3 separate regions of the Homo sapiens genome follow, and regions 2 and 3 are each linked to region 1. A link is a loop called in an ENCODE intact Hi-C map of the cell type or tissue named here. Cell type or tissue: PC-3. All regions are shown on one strand. Links, peaks and the distances in the headings refer to the core of each region. The heading gives the core; the rest is flanking DNA. Region 1 overlaps RGS17 (regulator of G protein signaling 17). Region 2 has its middle 84 kb from the start of RGS17. Region 3 has its middle 36 kb from the start of RGS17.

Region 1 (5,789 bases), core at 1,886-4,385:
TTTTGAGGGTCCCATAGAGACACTTTTTTTTTTCTTTTTCTTTTTCTTTTTTTTTTTAAGACGGAGTGTTGCTCTGTTGCCCAGGCTGGAGTGCAATGGCATGATCTCAGCTCACTGCAAGCTCCGCCTCCCGGGTTCAAGTGATTCTCCTGCCTCAGCTTCCTGAGTAGCTGGGATTACAGGCACCCGCCACCATGCCCAGCTAATTTTTGTATTTTTAGTAGAGACAGGGTTTCACCATGTTGGTCAGGCTGGTCTTGAACTCCTGACCTTGTGATCCACCCACTTTGGCCTCCCAAAATGCTGGGATTACATGTCTTGTTTTTTCTTTTTAGCCCATATCTCTCCAAGAAGAGACACTCCCCCACTGACTTTTATGTATGTAACATTTAAAACTAACATTTCTACTTTTTAAGCAATAAAAGCCACAAAGAGAACTAAACACATACACAGTGCTCACTGTGAGGGTCTTGATCAAACCTTAAATACTTTATGGAAGAAAAGTGCCAATATCCTTGGCCAAATATACTAAAATAAGCATTTAAAATCCCATTAGAGATTTTCTAAATAGTGACTTTGAAAAGGGAGGAAAAATACTTGTGACATTTGAGAACTTAAGAAAATGTGCCCCCTCTCTATGGGGGTGGATTGTTTGTTTACAGGGGAGTGTGGACAGTGGAGTGAGAAAAAACATTACCTGCTGCCAATTATACAGTTTATCTACTGATCTGTCATCATGGATATGCGCAGGGTCTATTTTGGAAGACACTCTTCTATTGTAAGGAAAACAATTGGTTCTTAAGAAAAACTGTTAAAATGGTTGCAAAGAAGATAAAACTTACCAGTAGCCATGGTAACTCTGGGATAGAGGCTGGTCAGGAAAGCACATATATTTACAGAAAAATTAAACTGAAGAATCAATAAGATGCCTAAATTTAATACAGTGTGACATCAAGGCTCCAAGAGAGAACTACTGTCACTGGTAAAAGCAGTCTATTCAATATTGAAATAGTCTCACATTGTGATATCAATCTTTTCTTTTTATTTAACAGCTTCTACCTCAAAGTTCCTGGTGCAAAAATGAAATCAACATCCTTCAGGCTCTGAAAATGAATTGGTAGATTATTCTTTAAATACTTCATTTTCAGCATTCAAGATATCACAGTAAATACTAGAGGAGTTAGCAATACTTTAGTAATGTGTATGAAACACTGGTTCATGCAACATTCCCTGGTTGGACATAAAAGGTGAATAAGACAAAGGCTCTGCTACTGAGGAGCTCAGACGGGTAAATAAACATCACATGGCATTGTGATAAGAACTCGGACAGAACTGTGCATATGGGGTTTCTTAGACACCCTTGATGGTACCTGTGCTTTTGCATAAGAGAATTGAGAAAGGCTTCACAGAAGACGTAAAGATTAAATTGGGTTGAAAATGGGCAGTTGTTTGCCAGATGGAGACCTGGAAAAAGGGGATCTCATTCAGAGTGGGGATAAAATCATGCAGGGGCACAATACAAATGTAGAACAGAATGGACATATCAGATGTTGCAGGGCTGGAGCAGGAGAATAAAACAGGCAGCAAAGTATGTGTTATCCAAGAAAATGATGAGGTGGACTCCAAATGTAGAATATACCTCCTTTAGGATGGTTTAAGCTTTCCATGCTTTGTTTTCACCATTCATAATGGGGATAATGGCAATGAACTACTTCACAAGGATGTAAAACAAAAAATAAAAGCTTGTGACAAAAAGGCCCATTATTACAGATGCTTAGTTGAATGGAAGGGCAAGTTGGTTGCATATTAAAATTCCAATTCCAAGTTTACCAAAGAGCTTTTTATTTCCACCTGAGTAAATAGAGACTTCTCCTTTGTCATTATTACACAACACTTCCTCATCCATTACCTTGTCACTTCCTCCTCACAATAGTCCTTGAAGGTAAGCAGCAGAGTTGTTATTAGTCATTCTTGTTTTATTTACAAGGAAACAGTTATTGGGGTTGACTTACACAATACCCACAACTCAAAATTATTAGAACTAGGATTGGAATTCCCATCTTCTGACTTCCTGTCTCAGGCTCATTTTCACTCTGCAATGCCATTTCTCTTTACATAGAAGAGTTAATTGTGGTATTGCAAGTGTTTACACAAGTGATTTTTCTTAAGGTTTGGAAAAATAAACCTCCTAGTACAATCCAGTACATTGAGTATAAATGCCCTCTCTAAGTATCATCCCACAGCTATCACTCCATAGGAGCTGTTGCCCAGAGGTCTGAGTTTGCAGTAGAATTTGATGAAGAGTAACTTCTCAATTCCCTGGAATTTGAGATGAACAAAAAGGAGTTGTTATAGAAGGTTTTGACAGCAAAGTGTGAAAGAGGAAGGACAAAAGTAACACCGTTAATGACTGCAGACGGTGTTGCTATGGCTGAGGAGGGCCATCCTGGGAAGTATGACTTTCTTCCATTAGCAAAGATAACTTCAGGACAGGGCAACAAGGAAAGGAGAATAGAACTGATGTTTCACTTACAAAAGACTACCCACCCCCCAAAAAAACTAAAACCCCAAACCAAAAAGACACCAGAAGATGGGCTGGTAACCACATAATATACAACATTTCAGACACATAGAAACTCAATGTTAAACCTATGATTTGAACTTCACCTCTTTCATTTCTACATTTTTATAATAGAGTATGGTTTTGAGTGGGGTGTGTGGGGATGGGAACAGTGGTTAGAAATTTGTGTCTGGAAATGTTATAAAACACCTGCCTAAAAATACCCCATGTTGCCCCTCTAAAGGCTCACTCCACATTTTGTAATCATGTGCCGTGTGTCATGAAACAAGTATTTCATTTGGCTTAAGCTTTTGTTTCATGAACTTAAACTCAAGTAAAATAATCAGCTATCAAATATCTGTCCACTAGATGGCTGTGTTACCTTTATAAATACAATATTTTAACCAAGTCAGAATAAAGGAAAAACTGAAAAAAAGTTTCTGCGGGTAAATACCCTTATTTGAAAAAAAAAAAAAAAGTCTATTCATTCTCTTAAGGAGTTTTGATAATTATATCTTTCTAAGGAATCTAAAAGGAGTCATTCAGTTTTTCGGTGAGTGTAATAATCAAACTCGAAGAGGATAAACTTAATCTTGGGAGGTTTGCATAACTGCAACCATTTTTCCTTTTTGGTATTTACAAAATATTCTGAATAGATCCCGGCCCAAAGTCATTTGATTTGGGAATACTTTAGTCTTAAAAACAGGCAGGCATACTGTTATTAACATTGTCATTATCGTTTCCGATAAGAAGTCGTTTTGCATTCCACCGTCTCATGCTGGGATAATACAGAACTTAGGTCATACATTCTTAGAACAAATAAATTAGAAAAGGGTTTTAACTACCAATAGGTAGGAAATATTTTTAATTTACAATATTTTAAAAGAGCCATCCTGAGAATGGATTCTCCACACTATTTCAATTTCTGTTTGGGTGGTACGTGAACATTCATTTCTTCTTTTGACCCATGGAAACTGAAGACAAATTTCTTCATTCTCTGATTCTCTCTCTCAGTTGCCAATTTCTTTCTATATACGCATCTGTTTGAAAAGATGGGTATCAAAAATTCCATCTTTTTATCTATATTCAATTTTCATTTGAAACCCCAAGGCCTGGATTTCCTTCATGGACATATTGATTTGATTTGGAATGCCAACTTCATTTACCAAGTAATTACATGGTGAAAATAGAAATCTACACGGTACGTTTATGTTCAGTTAGATGACCAAAGCTTCTTATTTAGCATAAACAGAGTTTATTTTTCCTTAAAATTAAGAGAATTACAGGTCTGAATACAAAGATATACTTTACATAATACACGCCAGGCCAAGCATGGTGGCTCATGCTTGTAATCCCAGCACTTTGGGAGGCCAAGGTGGGCAGATCGCCTGAGCTCAGGAGTTCGAGACCACCCTGGGTAACATGGTGAAACCCTGTCTCTACTAAAATACAAAAAATTAGTCAGGCATAGTGGCGTGCGCCTGTAGCCCCAGCTACTCAGGAGGCTGAGGCACAGAAATCGCTTGAGCCCCAGAGGTGGAGGTTGCAGTGAGCTGAGATGGCACCACTGCACTCCAGCTTGGGCTACAGAGTGAGACTTCATCTCAAAATAAATAAATAAATAAATAAAAATAAAATAAAAATAAAAAATACATGCCAATCATCAGAATCTTCTATACCTCAGTTCTCACGTTGATTAAAATCCTATTTTAAGCTATTCCTTCAACCCACTGTAATTTTACCTATAATTTATAACTAAGTGAATGCCTTAATGGGAAAGCAAATATCTTAGATGTGAAAAGGCCAAATGGACTTCTATTTAGTTAGGAGCAATAATAGTGTGACTGTTATTAAAATGGCATGCGATCATTTGTGTCAAGTGCATTAATTCAATTGGAGCTCCAGTTTCTGACTTTAGAAGGCTGGGTCCCTATCATAAAAAGGAGAGTGAAAAAGTTAAAACCCTGTTAGTGAATATTCAGAAATATATCTGATAGCTGGCAGGACTGCTCATTCATCTACCCATTCATCCTTTCCCTCGCATTTTCCAGTTAGTGTGTGTGTGTGAATACGTATGGGATGAATGTGCGGGGCTTCCTTGAGAACAGACACCATGGAAGACAACAATCTTGATCTGTAGAGAAACAAAACCCTGCTATATAAAAGTTACAACACTCTGGGAATCCTGCAGCTGTGCAGTGCATGCTCCAGGGCTGCTCTGACGTATACCTGTGCCGATTAATGTGAGGGCTGGGAAGCGCGAAGTGATACAGACTGAAGAAACAGCATCCGCTACCTTAACTGACAACATGCAAACAGAACCTTGCCAAGCCTGCAATAGCCAGATCCTACACAGTCTGGTAAATTCCTCTGGGCCTGAGACTTGTAAAGGGACAGAAATAATACCTATCAATAAAGGATTACGCAGGGATTTGTGTACATGACTAATCGCATTTTACTGAGGAAGAAACCGAGGCTCAGAGGTAGTAAGTAACTTGCCAAAGGTTTCATAGTTACATGTGATAAAACTGGAATGTACTCAGGTCTGTAAAATTCCAGTGCCATGGGTCTTTCCTTATCCCATACAGCCTCTTGAAAGTCAGCTTTCCGAGGAAGACATGCCATTAGAATTTGCGTGTAATTGTCAAATATGGCAAGACTACCTCTAGAACGAAACACATGAAGTTACTGTTCCACTATTACGATGGAATTGGCAGTTAAATGGCTCTGTACTTTTAAATAATCTATATTGCTTTGGCTGCGAGCGGCGGCTGATGCCTATAATCCCAACAATTTGGGAGGCTGAGGCAGGCAGATCACTTGAGGTCAGGAGTTTGAGACTAGCCTGGCCAACATGGTGAAACCCTGTCTCCACTAAAAATACAAAAAAAAATTAGCCAGGTGTGGTGGTGCATGCCTGCAGTCCCAGCTACTCGGGAGGCTGAGGCAAGAGAATTGCTTGAACCTGGCAGGCAGAGGTTGCAGTGGGCCAAGATCGCACCACTGCACTGCAGCCTGGGTGACAGAGCAAGACTCTCTCACAAAAAAAAAAAAGTATATTGCTTTATACACAAAGTGTCAGTGACAGAAATTTGTGTTTCACTTAGGAACAGATATTCCCATGCAAAAAGATGTACATTAATATGTAACATATTAATGTCTGAAACAAAGATATGGACTTTATAGCATTTATACATGCTATATTTTATAGCACCCAGTCCAGCATGAT
Region 2 (5,789 bases), core at 1,896-4,395, 180 kb after region 1:
CTACTGAAATCTCATTCTGTTGTAAAATCTGCCCAGATCTGTTGGAAATCCAGACAAGAAGTGTGCCAACTTAACCTGTACTTGCCCTCAGCCCCCAGTCCCTATGTAGCTATTCATCTGATCAGGAATCATTCTCCTTCACAGTTACTAAAAACTGCCTTTGATTTTGATATGTTATTGCCCTTCTGGTATTATGAAGAATAACAGTATAATACCAGAAGGGCAATAATATATCAATATATTCTTTATAAATAAAACAAAATGATATATCATAGATTGTTAACTTCTAGGGGGCAGGGATTATGCCTTCCTCATTATTGAAGTTCATTATCAACTTTAACATCACAAAGGTTTAAACAGTTAATAAAAAACCCTTTCTGTCTTGCTGCTGTATGAATGAGTAGAGCTCCAAGCTGCAGCAAAAACATCATTTCTTTTTTTACAATTGATATCCCTCAATGATCATGTCCAGCATGACTTGGAAAAATGTTAAATATTTTGGAAGTTGAGAGTGAGGAAAATAAAAGAAGGAGTCTGGTGTATAGCAAGGAGTGCAGTTGCTTCTGGAAACCCGTGAGCCTGGAAAGGGAGTCTACTTTGCAGAGAGGTGAATGGGGAGAGGGGGACAACAGAGGAGAAAATGTAGCTCCTTCCTGTTTTTCCTTTCAAATCATCTTGCTGTTAAGCAATAAAAAAATCTAAATTTCCTAATCTGAGTTCAATGACTTACCATGGTATATTCATGCTTGGTTCATTTTCACTGTATATTATAAAATGGACACTGTGTGTTGGTTATTTTAAATTGTGAATATGATGCTGCAGAGTGAAAAATAAGAACAACTGACATACCTGGTTTTCCAAACCAAACAGAGCTCCTACCCTCTTTTCTATATCTAGTAAGTCACTCTGGTGTCCCCTCCTCCCCATCCACTCTGTGATGGAATCCCTATTTCTGACTCTGGCAATCCTGAGATTTGAGTTGCCGTATATCAGGATGCTTGAGCTTTGGCAATTAGCTGTTGGTTCCCACGTGTTGATTATTAAAAGAAGTGAAAATGAGTGTTAATTGCCACTCCATTTAAGAGGTCTAAAAATAACTAATGAAAGTCTTTTCCATAAGGAATATAATGAGATTACCAATTAATTTTATGAAAGCCCTACAGAGGCTACCATATGATTCCTTGAACTGTTTTGTCCGGGTAATGAGGGGTGATTTCCCTTTAAAACTCAGCATTTGTGTTAGAAAAAAAAAGACAATATCCTGAGTTTATTTAAAAAGTAAAGAATGCTAATATCCTAGTGAATTAATATAAATCCTAAAGAAAACATTCATTTCCAATTAGTACAACAGAAAAAAACCACAAAATCCAATTAAACTCAGCTTTCAATTTTTCATTACTGCATATATGTATGTACGTTTATGTAAATATCTGTATATACATACGTGTGTGTGTGTATGTGTGTGTGTGTGTAATACTAGTTTTCTAGTGTTGCCATAACCAAATACCACAGAGTGGGTGACTTAAAAAACAGAAATTTGTTTTCTCACAATTCTGGCAGCTGGAAGTTCCGGATCAAGGTGTCGACTGGTTTGATTTCTGAAGCCTCTTGCCTTAGCTTGTAGATGGCTGTCTTCTCCCTTTGTTTCCAACATGGTCTTCTCTTTGTTCGTGTCTGTGTTCTAATCTCCTCCTGTTGTAATGACACCCAGTCACAGTGGATTAGGATTCATCCTGAGGACCTCGTTTTAACCTAATCACCTTTATAAAGACCTTATCTCCAAATACAGTCACATTCTGAGGTACTGGGGATTAAGACTTCAAGGTATATATTTTGCGGAGATGCAATGCAGCCCATAACATATAGTTCCTCAAAACTCACTTATCTTGAATTCTTTTTGCTTCCTCAAGAATTTACTTATTATTTTATAAGGTGCAATATAAGTAAATGGGACAAAATTGTAAGAGGCATAAAGTATCTGGACTCTCTTTCAAAGACCACCAGCACTCATCCTCAGAAGCAGCCACTGTTATCAGTCGCTTGTTTAATCTTCCAAGAGATGTCTGTGTGTGTCCATGTATTATTAGGTAGAAGCAAGCAGGATGCAGAGGAGTGCGCATAGTGTTTCTATGTGTATTTTAAAAATAAAATACCTACAAGTATATATGTATATGTGTTTACGTATATGTTGAATTATGTTGCCATGGTTTTATAATTTAAAACAATTTAAATGTTTGATGCATTTGGAATTTATTTATGTTTAGGCATCGTTTGGATCCCACTGACATATATATTTCCAAGTATTTATCTCACTGTCTCAAAACTGTTTGCTTGAGTAATCTATCTTTCCTCCATCATTTGGGATTCTACCTTTATCATGTACTGAATCCCTATATGTGTTTGGATCTTTTTATGAACTTTTTCTTCCAATTTGTGGAGAGACAGTTGTCCCCTGCTATCCCCGATAGCTCTCTCTGCATTGCCTGACAGCACACTAGTGGAGACCTGTGGCTTCTCTTCCTCCTGGTATGAAGGGTTCACTTGGCTTCAATTTTCCACAAGGTCTTCGGGTGCTTCTAGCACAATTGTGCAGCTTCTTTGGCCAGACAGCATCTATATCAACCTACAGGAATGAGAGCAGCAGGCTGGTAAGGTCTTACTGTCAGAGCACATTCCAGGATAAAAGTGTAACTTGCCCAGCCCAAGTTTGTGTCTCCATGGGATTGGGAGAGATGGGAAACATCTGTGTCCTCTTCCTGTGGGTTCCCACTCACACTCTGTGATGTTTGTAGAAATAGCCCCAGACCTTCTCACAACACTGTTGATTTCAAATAAGATTGGAATTTTGTAGCTTTATATTTGAATATGTTCTAAAGTTAGTCTTCCCCTTATTATTCTGTTTTTCAGATTTTCCTGTTTTCACTTATTTTCTTCTATAGTTCCAAGAACATTAATTTATAAAATATTCTCTCTTTATAGAGTAGATGTTTATTCTCTCTGTCTATGAGACAGCTTAAGGGTTTGAGACTGACTCTCACTAAGAGAAATATAAAAACAAGAGGCTGGGGCTGCCTCTGCTTGATAATGGAGTAAAGGCGCCTGCATGGAGAGACATTTACTGTTCTGTAGATAACAGTGCAGTGATACAGGTGTCTCGGGACCAGATGTGACTCCTGTGAAAGGGACATAGCATGAGGTTATCTTGAAAGGAATCTCACTGGACAGCACTGCTTGGAGGGAAGATGTGACCCTGAGTGGGTGGGTCGCAAGGGCCCAACACCCGAGGAAGTGATCATTAAGTTGACAGTCAGAGGCAAGGCACTGCCCTCACGAAGAGGATGTGCCTGCAATGAGGTTTTCTGTTTCCTCATTCCAAGTCCATTTGCAGCTCTTCAGCCTCAGCGCCTGTGTGCTGTACTACTGTGCATTGGGAGAACCAGGGCAACAATCTTAATGGCATTTGTAGAATTGCATTTAGGAGTTGGAGCCCTCTCCAATTGCTCTTACATGGGATATTCTCACACGTTCGTAGATCATCCCCTAGTGGAATCAGTTATCTCATGTTCCCTGCTTTTAGTCAAGAGGCAGGCACCACCATTGGCCGCCTTCTGTGAGTGTGCAGAGATACAGACAGAAGGATCAGGAAAGTAGACAAAGGTCCTTTAGCTCACAAATGCTGTCATAATCTAGGCATTTATAGGCCTTAAGTTGTAAAATTTGAAACGGTGGTATTTATGTTGTTCAAATATTTTTTATTTTTTAAAACTTGACTGATTTATCAATTACTAAGACCCATGTTAAAAATTACCTTATGATGGTGAATTTGTCAATTTAGCATTGCATTTTTGCAATACAAATGACCAAATTGCCCACACAAGATACAGAAACTGATACTTCAGAAAAATTATTTTTACAAAGGAACAATAGCCAATTATGGCAGTGTTTTATAAATTATTCTGAGGCTGGGCACAGTGGCTCATGCCTGTAATCTTTGGGAGGCTGAGCCGGGCAAATCACCTGAAGTCAGGAGTCTTGAGACCAGTCTGGCTAACATGGTGAAACCCTGTTTCTACTAAAAATACAAAAAATTAGCCAGGTGTGGTGGTGGGCACCTGTAATCCCAGCTACTTGGGAGGCTGAGGCAGGAGAATCACCTGAACCTGGGAGGCGGAGGTTGCAGTGAGCTGAAATCGCACCATTGCACTCCAGCTTGGACAACAAGAGTGAAACTCTATCTCAAAAAAAAAAAAAAAAAATTACTCTGGAGTTGGAAAAAATAATGAACATTTAAAAATCTTTTTATGAAATTAGATGATTGACACTGAAACCTAAAGATAAGGTAATACAAACAAAACACAAACAAAATAAAACTATAGTTCAGTTTAATTATAAATAATTAAGGTTAATTATAAATAAATATAAGGTTAAAAAATTCTAAATTTAGCAAACAGTGCATCAACACATTAAAAGATGATTTCATCATAAATACATCCATTATAGAACTAATAAGATAGTTCAACATTAGGAAATAAATGAATAAAATTCATATTAATAGAAAAAAATAGAAAAAACAGAGATAAGTTAACATTTACTAAAAAAGGAATAAATATGTTCATGATACTTCACACTTTAATATGTTAAGTTGTACATCTGTCTATTCTTTATCTAAATTTGTATTTGCTTTGCATTTTACTGAATGGACTAAACTCAAAGAGGTACAAGTAGCAAATGTGTTTGTCTCTTTGCCCTCAAACATTTTCTGCCTATTTCTCCTTTCCCCATTTCTTTAATAGTATTTGAGGCCGATCCATCCACTTAGAGGTATTAAGGTTTCCAATCAGGTTCAAGCTTACATCGGATGGAAGCCTTCTCCTTCTCTCCAGCTCAAGCCCCAGCTATCATTAGTGGGCCTGCAGCAGAGAAGAGTGGGAGGAAGTCTGTTTATTCTGTTCTTGCTTGCTTTTCACTTCCACTTTCCCATCATTTCGATGCTTCCAAGTTTCCCTTTCTTCCTTGGTTACCAAATCCAGGGCATCCAAGTTGAACTCTCCCAAGAACTCTTTTACCAGTTGACTTTGGCGCACTGGTGTGGAAATAAACATCAAGCCAGGGAGGGAGGTGCCAACTTCTCATTCTTACAGAAAACTTCCATCTCTTCAAGCAGATCTCTTGGAGAGCCCTCTTTTGGAGCTCTCTGTGAGCAGGGGGCAGCATCTCTCCTCTTTTCTTCATCCATAGGCCAAAAACCTACTTCCAGCACAGGTTCTTTCTTCTAGACATACCTCAGTCTTCTGCTGATATGGGCTGGACAGGGTGACAACCGGTTGCATTGCTGGACAATCCCTGGAGAGATAGGAGTGGCAGCTTCTTGATCACTCCCTAGAATGCAGAATTCCTACCTACTCCTCTGCTTTGAGGTTTAGACAAAATTTTAAGAACAATAAATTTCTCATTATATAACTTATTAGGTATATATAGTCCTGGGTTTTCTAGAGTTTAAATCCTGATCTGTGGGCTGTTTTCTAGTTTCTGGACAAAATTTGGGGCAGGCAACTTCATAATTTTTTGTCATTTAAAGATGGTTTTGGCATAGTTTCATAATTACATAAATTTTATATCACAATTTCAGCCTTATCTCATTCAAAGCTTCCCTCAGGCCCAGCACGGTGGCTCATGCCTATAATCTCAGCACTTTGGGAAGCCAAGGTGAGAGGATTCCCTGAGACCAGGAGTTCTAGACCAGTCTGGGCAACATGGTGAAAACTTATCTCTATAAAAATTTTAAAAAT
Region 3 (5,789 bases), core at 2,017-4,516, 130 kb after region 1:
TAGAGAGACTGAAACCTCCTTTACATTGTGAATAGGAATATAAAATGGTGCAGCCATTGCGAAAATGTTTGGTAGTTTCTGAAAAAGTTAAACACTGAATAGAATACGATTCAGCAACTCCCATCATAGGCATACACTCAAAATAATTGAAAAAAAGACTCAAAGAGATAGTTATATGACAATGTTCACTTGTTCACTGCATCATTTTTCACAATAAACATAAAACATGAAACATAAAAAACCAATCATAGTGAGAACTTGTATCAACTAAGTCTAGTTTTAGTAACTTTAAAAATAAACATTATAACATTTATTTGCTAATGAAATCCTAAATATTTGATACATTGTGAGTACATGAAAATTAATAAAATATGAAAATAGGAAAGAGTTGAGAGAAAGGTTAGTCTATTCCAAATTATCTGCACAATTGGAGTAGGTGATGAAACAATCCTAACTAGACAATAATACAGAAACCGATTATTTTGATATTCGTTAAATTTTTAAACTTTCTTGTGATTATGGTCTGGTGGTCTGGGATCATTCAACCTTTGGAACCAAAGAGAAGCATGGGAAAGGTGTCCAGCTTCCCCCGTTCCACACCTGCATGCAGAATCATTGTGGCACTGTGCTTTGTTCTCCAATTCATCAAGTACTCACATTTGTGGTTGCTTCCCCACCACATTTGCAATGGGTCTTTCAGCCCACACCAGTGCTTACCTGTACTATTGCTTTTCAAGTTGGCCTCATCTCTCACTGAGAGCTTCTTTTCTACCAGCAGCTGAAGGCAGGATCTCCCTACTGCCTCCATTAAAAAGTGCTCATTGCAAGAACACATGGACATAGGGAGGGGAACATCACACACCGGGGCCCGTTGGGGAGTAGAAGGGCAAGGGGAGAGATAGCATTAGGACAAATACCTAATGCATGTGGGGCTTAAAACCTAGATGACGGGTTGATGGGTGCAGCAAACCACCATGGCACATGTATACCTATGTAACAAACCTGCACGTTCTGCACATGTATCCCAGAACTTAAAGTATAAACACATAAAAATAAGTGCTCATTGCTAAGTTCTGGCACCTCAGTCCTCTAACTCCTGCCTTGCTTTCCAAAATGTGGTTTGGGGCTGGTCTTTTCTCTGCCCATCACCTTCCCTTGTTCATGAGTCTTGACTCTAATTAGACACTTTGGATGACTACTGTATTAGTCTGTTCTCATGATGCTAATAAAGACATACCCAAGTCTGGGTACTTTATAAAGGAAAGAAGTTTAATTGATTCACAGTTCTACATAGCTGGGGAGGCCTCACAATCATGGTTGAAGATGAATGAGCAGCAAAGTTACATCTTACATGGCAGCAGGCAAGAGAGCGTGTGCAGAGGAACTCCCCTTTATAAAACCATCAGATCTCATGAGACTTATTCATTATCATGAGAACAGCACGGGAAAGACCCACCCTTATGATTCAATTACCTCCCGCTAGGTCCCTCTCATGACATGTGGGAATTATGGGAGCTACAATTCAAGATGAGATTTGGGTGGGGACACAGCCAAAACATATCAGATACCTTAGCTGCAATGATTATTTACTTGGCTTTGACTTCAATTTTTACCAACAGTGGTGGAAGAATAAGGGGTGGTGGTGGACTGAGGCACAGATCAAACAGATAAGATGTCCAGTCTTAGGCTGTTCCTTTCCCGAGTCCATTGAAATAGACTTTTAATTGGTTTTATGCTCTTCAAACTCTCTGTATTGTCTTTCAAAAATATTTTTCCAAATGCAGATGTGAAAATGTCCTCTGCTTAAAAATATTGTATGAATTCCTGTAACGACATATTTTCTTTACAATTCTATTTCATAAAATAATGGCAGGATAGGAATTACCTATCTATGACGTGTCTACCATTCTAAATAAAGTCACTTTTCAAGTTAAGCTTCCTGGTTCTAAGTATTTATATGGAATAATCAAATAGATATACAGATTATTATAAACCCACTTCTGGTATTAACTATGCAGAACATCTCATGATTTCTATCTTGTACAACCTCTATTTATTGGACAATCAATGTAAATAGAGCAGGACAAGAAAGAGGAAGGTCCTACAGTTTAGGAGGACTCCCTATTTTAACTCACCAAGACTTGGTTTTAACAAAAATCAAGTAAATTTGCACATTCTATCATGTCTTCTCTTGAAGAGGGTTTTTAATAGGGCCACTAAAATTCATAGTAGTACTTCTGCAACATAGTACTTTCTGAAATATTCCAATTGTTTTTCTATGTCTATTGTTAATTTTCTCCTTTCAGAGTTTCAGCAGTTCTTGTCACTAAGTGTGAGATCTGTAGAGTGATTGACTGGGTCTAGCACTTCCCCAGTGTGACTTTTCAGAAAAGTGGCAGCCATTTTTGGTTGTGACAGTCCTTCAACGATTATGTGACATGGCCTTGCCTAATATTTCAGATTCTCATAAACAGACTGCACTGGCTATATTCTGTAATCTTAAGCATCAGTCCCAAAAAAGGACTCTGTTGCCTCAGTTTATATTCCTTTGCACACCACCCTAATAAAGCGAGGTTGGTTTTTGTTCTCAAGCAGTGTTTTAATTATATAGTTTGCATTTATAAGAGTAATTGTGACTTAAGTAGATATGAATGATAATCGTTGGTTTCTTTTCCACATTAATCTATCATCTCTCAACTTCATTGATTGGAACATACTAACTTATGAAAAACTCCTCATGATCATGACTTGATCCTCAAACAAACTGCCTTGAAAAGATGACCATGCAGCCTAATGTGAATAGAATGATTTATCAGAACAGTCTATAATCTTGCTAAGCAAGCAGCCAAGTTGGAAAATCTTTTCTGCTTCCTATCTTGTGAAACGAAGGGCCGAAAATCTGTGTGGCCCTGAATGATTTGGGAATCGCAGTAAAATGACCCCAGTGGATGAATGGGGTCATTTTACTGAATGAATAAAATGATGAGTAATACAAAATTGTCCTGTTAAGCTGCTCGTTACCTAGATTCCCTGCTAAGCTGCAGGAAGTCAGCAAGAGTCCTCAGCCACCAGTGCTGAAAAATATTGATGGCCTAAATCATTTTGTGGAGTAAATCTATACATAATTATAGGAGATTGTTTAGAAATTATAGTAATTTGATATTATGTTGATTTTCATGAACATTTAAAAATTAATATAAATATCTTGTGCTGTATGTTTGTTTTCCCGGAATGTACTTGTTAAAAATTAAGCGCTGACTCACAGAAACATCTGGGCAAGAGTGTGGATGACTCAGGACAAACTCATCACTGTTATTGAAACACAGAGAGTATGGCTTCCTGAAAATGAGTTGTGAACATTATATTCTCATAAAATGGGCAGTGGTCTCAACTATTTCTCCACCCTACTCATGCATCTCAGTCCTCCCCACATGATTTGGATAGATGTGCAGCCTTCACCGGTGGAATATTGGCAATAGAATGAAAGCATGCTGCTTTTATCTTAAGCTTTTTGCTTGCATTGTTTAATGACTTTTCACAGTAGTAACCACAGAAACATAATTTCTTTTTACAAATGATACTGATAAAGTCATGAAATAGGAGAATCGTGAATAACATGGAAGGAATACTAATTTTTTTGGTTATTGCTCACCATGGAAATTCAAGAAAAAACAGAGAGGCAGTTCGCCATTTTCATGTAAACTAATCCTAATGATTAACCTTGCTAGTCTCAAGAAAAATTACTGAAAAACTTTATCACTGCTATATCTAAGCCATAGTTTTCATGATAGTGGTTAATGTATAAATAAGATTGCACACACTCTTTTTAGATTGAGTAAAGTACAGAATTGCATAAACATGTCTTTTAAAAATTCTTGTCTTAAATATGTTTCTAATTGTGCGATACTCCTGTGCTTACAGTATTTAGACCACATGTTTAAATCAGAGTTTTTAGTAAGGGATTACAGCACTTCTATTCCAAAGAGTGCTGGCTTTCTTCTTTCCTTTCTTTATAAAGCTTGCCACTGTTTGACACAGGCTGAATCTTTGATGTACATATAAGGTTTGATTTTTACTTTAATGTTTTAGTTTATGATCTATTTTGTACATTGAGGATGACATTCTGGGGTTGAAAAAATGGTGAAGTTATTTCTAGAAAGAAAAAAAGATCCTTCACCCTGGAGCAGCCATTTGGAAATTATTTAATCACACTAAGAGTAACCTTAAAAACATTAGGTTATTTTCAAATGATATTCCCAGAGGTGAGCAGCCAAATTCTCACTAAGAATAAGTTCATCTAGCATTGACGTTGCTTCAGTATCAAAAGCACAAAGTACTACTGAGCCATGACAGTTTCGTTTAACCAATGATTTTAGAGAAATCTGGGTGGTTTTCCATGTGTTGCCTGGTGCTGGGCAGGTTGGCTGTTGCATGTTTGTAAGGTTCAGCTGTGTCCAGAGAGAAATATAAAATAAATTAATTTAATTTAATACTGTCTCTGAATTCTAATAACATAGTGTACTATTTGTTCCTTAAAAATGTGAAAAAAAGTTCCATAAAGTTAGATCCTTAGACAAGTTTGCTATAAAGAGTATAAAAAAACAAATTAACTTGGTCAGAATTTTATAAACAGTGATTTATTTAAAAATTAAACACAAAGAAAATTGCAGCTGAATTTTGCACATGGTCAGGATTTATTAGCAAATAAAACATTATGCCTATATAATAATTGTGAGAATCCTCCTGCATTTGCTGAGGACTTACTATGTACCCACTGTCGCAGTACTTTTGCTGGTATACTTTCCCTTCCATTTTGTATTGGGAGCTTGGTCTTGTTAGTGGGTCTGTATTCTTCTACTCTTTACTTTTTTTTCCCCTAGTTGGTTTACCTAAATGCTTTCTAGGACCTAAGGATGTTGAGGGAGCAGCATCTCTGTGGCCCGGGGCACACAGATTACAGGGTTAACACTTGGTATCTAGTTTATGTCTTGGATTTCAGAGTGAACTTTTCAAGTTTTTATGGACTGTGACCAGCGAAACCGAAATACTAAGATCATTGGCATATTTAATAACAATAATTTTAAGAGAAAAGCTATGGATGGATTCTAGGGTCATAAATTTAGTAGCAATTATTTTTATTTATCCTAATATATAAAGTTTGTGGTTCACTTATTCATTAAACATTGACTTATTATATCTATGTGCCAGATACTGTGTTGGAACCTGCGGACACAAAAATGAGTCCTAATAGACGTCATTTCTGTCATCACAGAGCTCAATGTTGGGGGTCGGGAGAAGACAAGAAACACAGAGAGAAAGACATAACCAAATAACGACACACACACTAATACAAAATTGCATCTCTGATAAATACGTGAAGGAGTGATTCACATGCTTTCAGAGTTCTAATTGTAGGATGTAGCAGACAGAGGAAAGGATGCTCTTAGGAAATGATTTCTGAGCTAAGATCCAAGGAATTATTCAGAGTTAAGTGTGAAAAACGTGGGATGAATCCAGGGAGAAGAACATGTGCAAAGGTCCTGTGGCATGAGAGACAGTGGCAAGAAGAAGGATTGAAAGAAGGCTGGAGTAAATAGCAAAGGAAGAGAGGTTGGAAAAACATGATGCTGGGTTGTTAGGTGGAATCCAAATTGAGATCTTCATAGTTTACATAAAAACATTTCGTTTTGTCTTAAAAATAATAGGTCTTAAAATGGGAGGGTTTTAATTAGAGGTGGGAGGGTGACACAATTAGGTGTAATTTTTTCATAATCACGTTTGAGAGAGAC

What was found. Peaks named below come from ENCODE experiments on the same cell type or tissue, not always from the same donor. Only the 100,000 strongest peaks of a DNase experiment are listed, where the experiment ranks them.
Region 2: it touches region 1 in a loop (2.6-fold over the local background); 4 of 110 quality-filtered maps call a loop at or near these places.
Region 3: a loop joins it to region 1, with 9 times the contacts of the local background. A loop is called at or near these places in 2 of 110 quality-filtered maps.

Annotation. Positions count from the first base shown.
Region 1 is chr6:153,029,552-153,035,340 of GRCh38, forward strand. All of the region lies in intron 2 of RGS17 (regulator of G protein signaling 17), which reads right to left. Among named protein-coding and RNA genes, the nearest start is that of MTRF1L, 30 kb to the left of the region's middle. In PC-3, for the core only: a CTCF peak has its summit at 2,932 (motif pointing right); a DNase peak (open chromatin) is centred at 1,930; H3K27ac peaks cover 927 bases.
Region 2 is chr6:153,211,908-153,217,696 of GRCh38, forward strand. No RefSeq gene overlaps it. Among named protein-coding and RNA genes, the nearest start is that of RGS17, 84 kb to the left of the region's middle. In PC-3, for the core only: no CTCF peak of the experiment used is centred there; no DNase peak of the experiment used is centred there.
Region 3 is chr6:153,164,203-153,169,991 of GRCh38, forward strand. No RefSeq gene overlaps it. Among named protein-coding and RNA genes, the nearest start is that of RGS17, 36 kb to the left of the region's middle. In PC-3, for the core only: no CTCF peak of the experiment used is centred there; DNase peaks (open chromatin) are centred at 2,999 and 3,299; H3K4me3 peaks cover 1,674 bases; H3K27ac peaks cover 2,442 bases.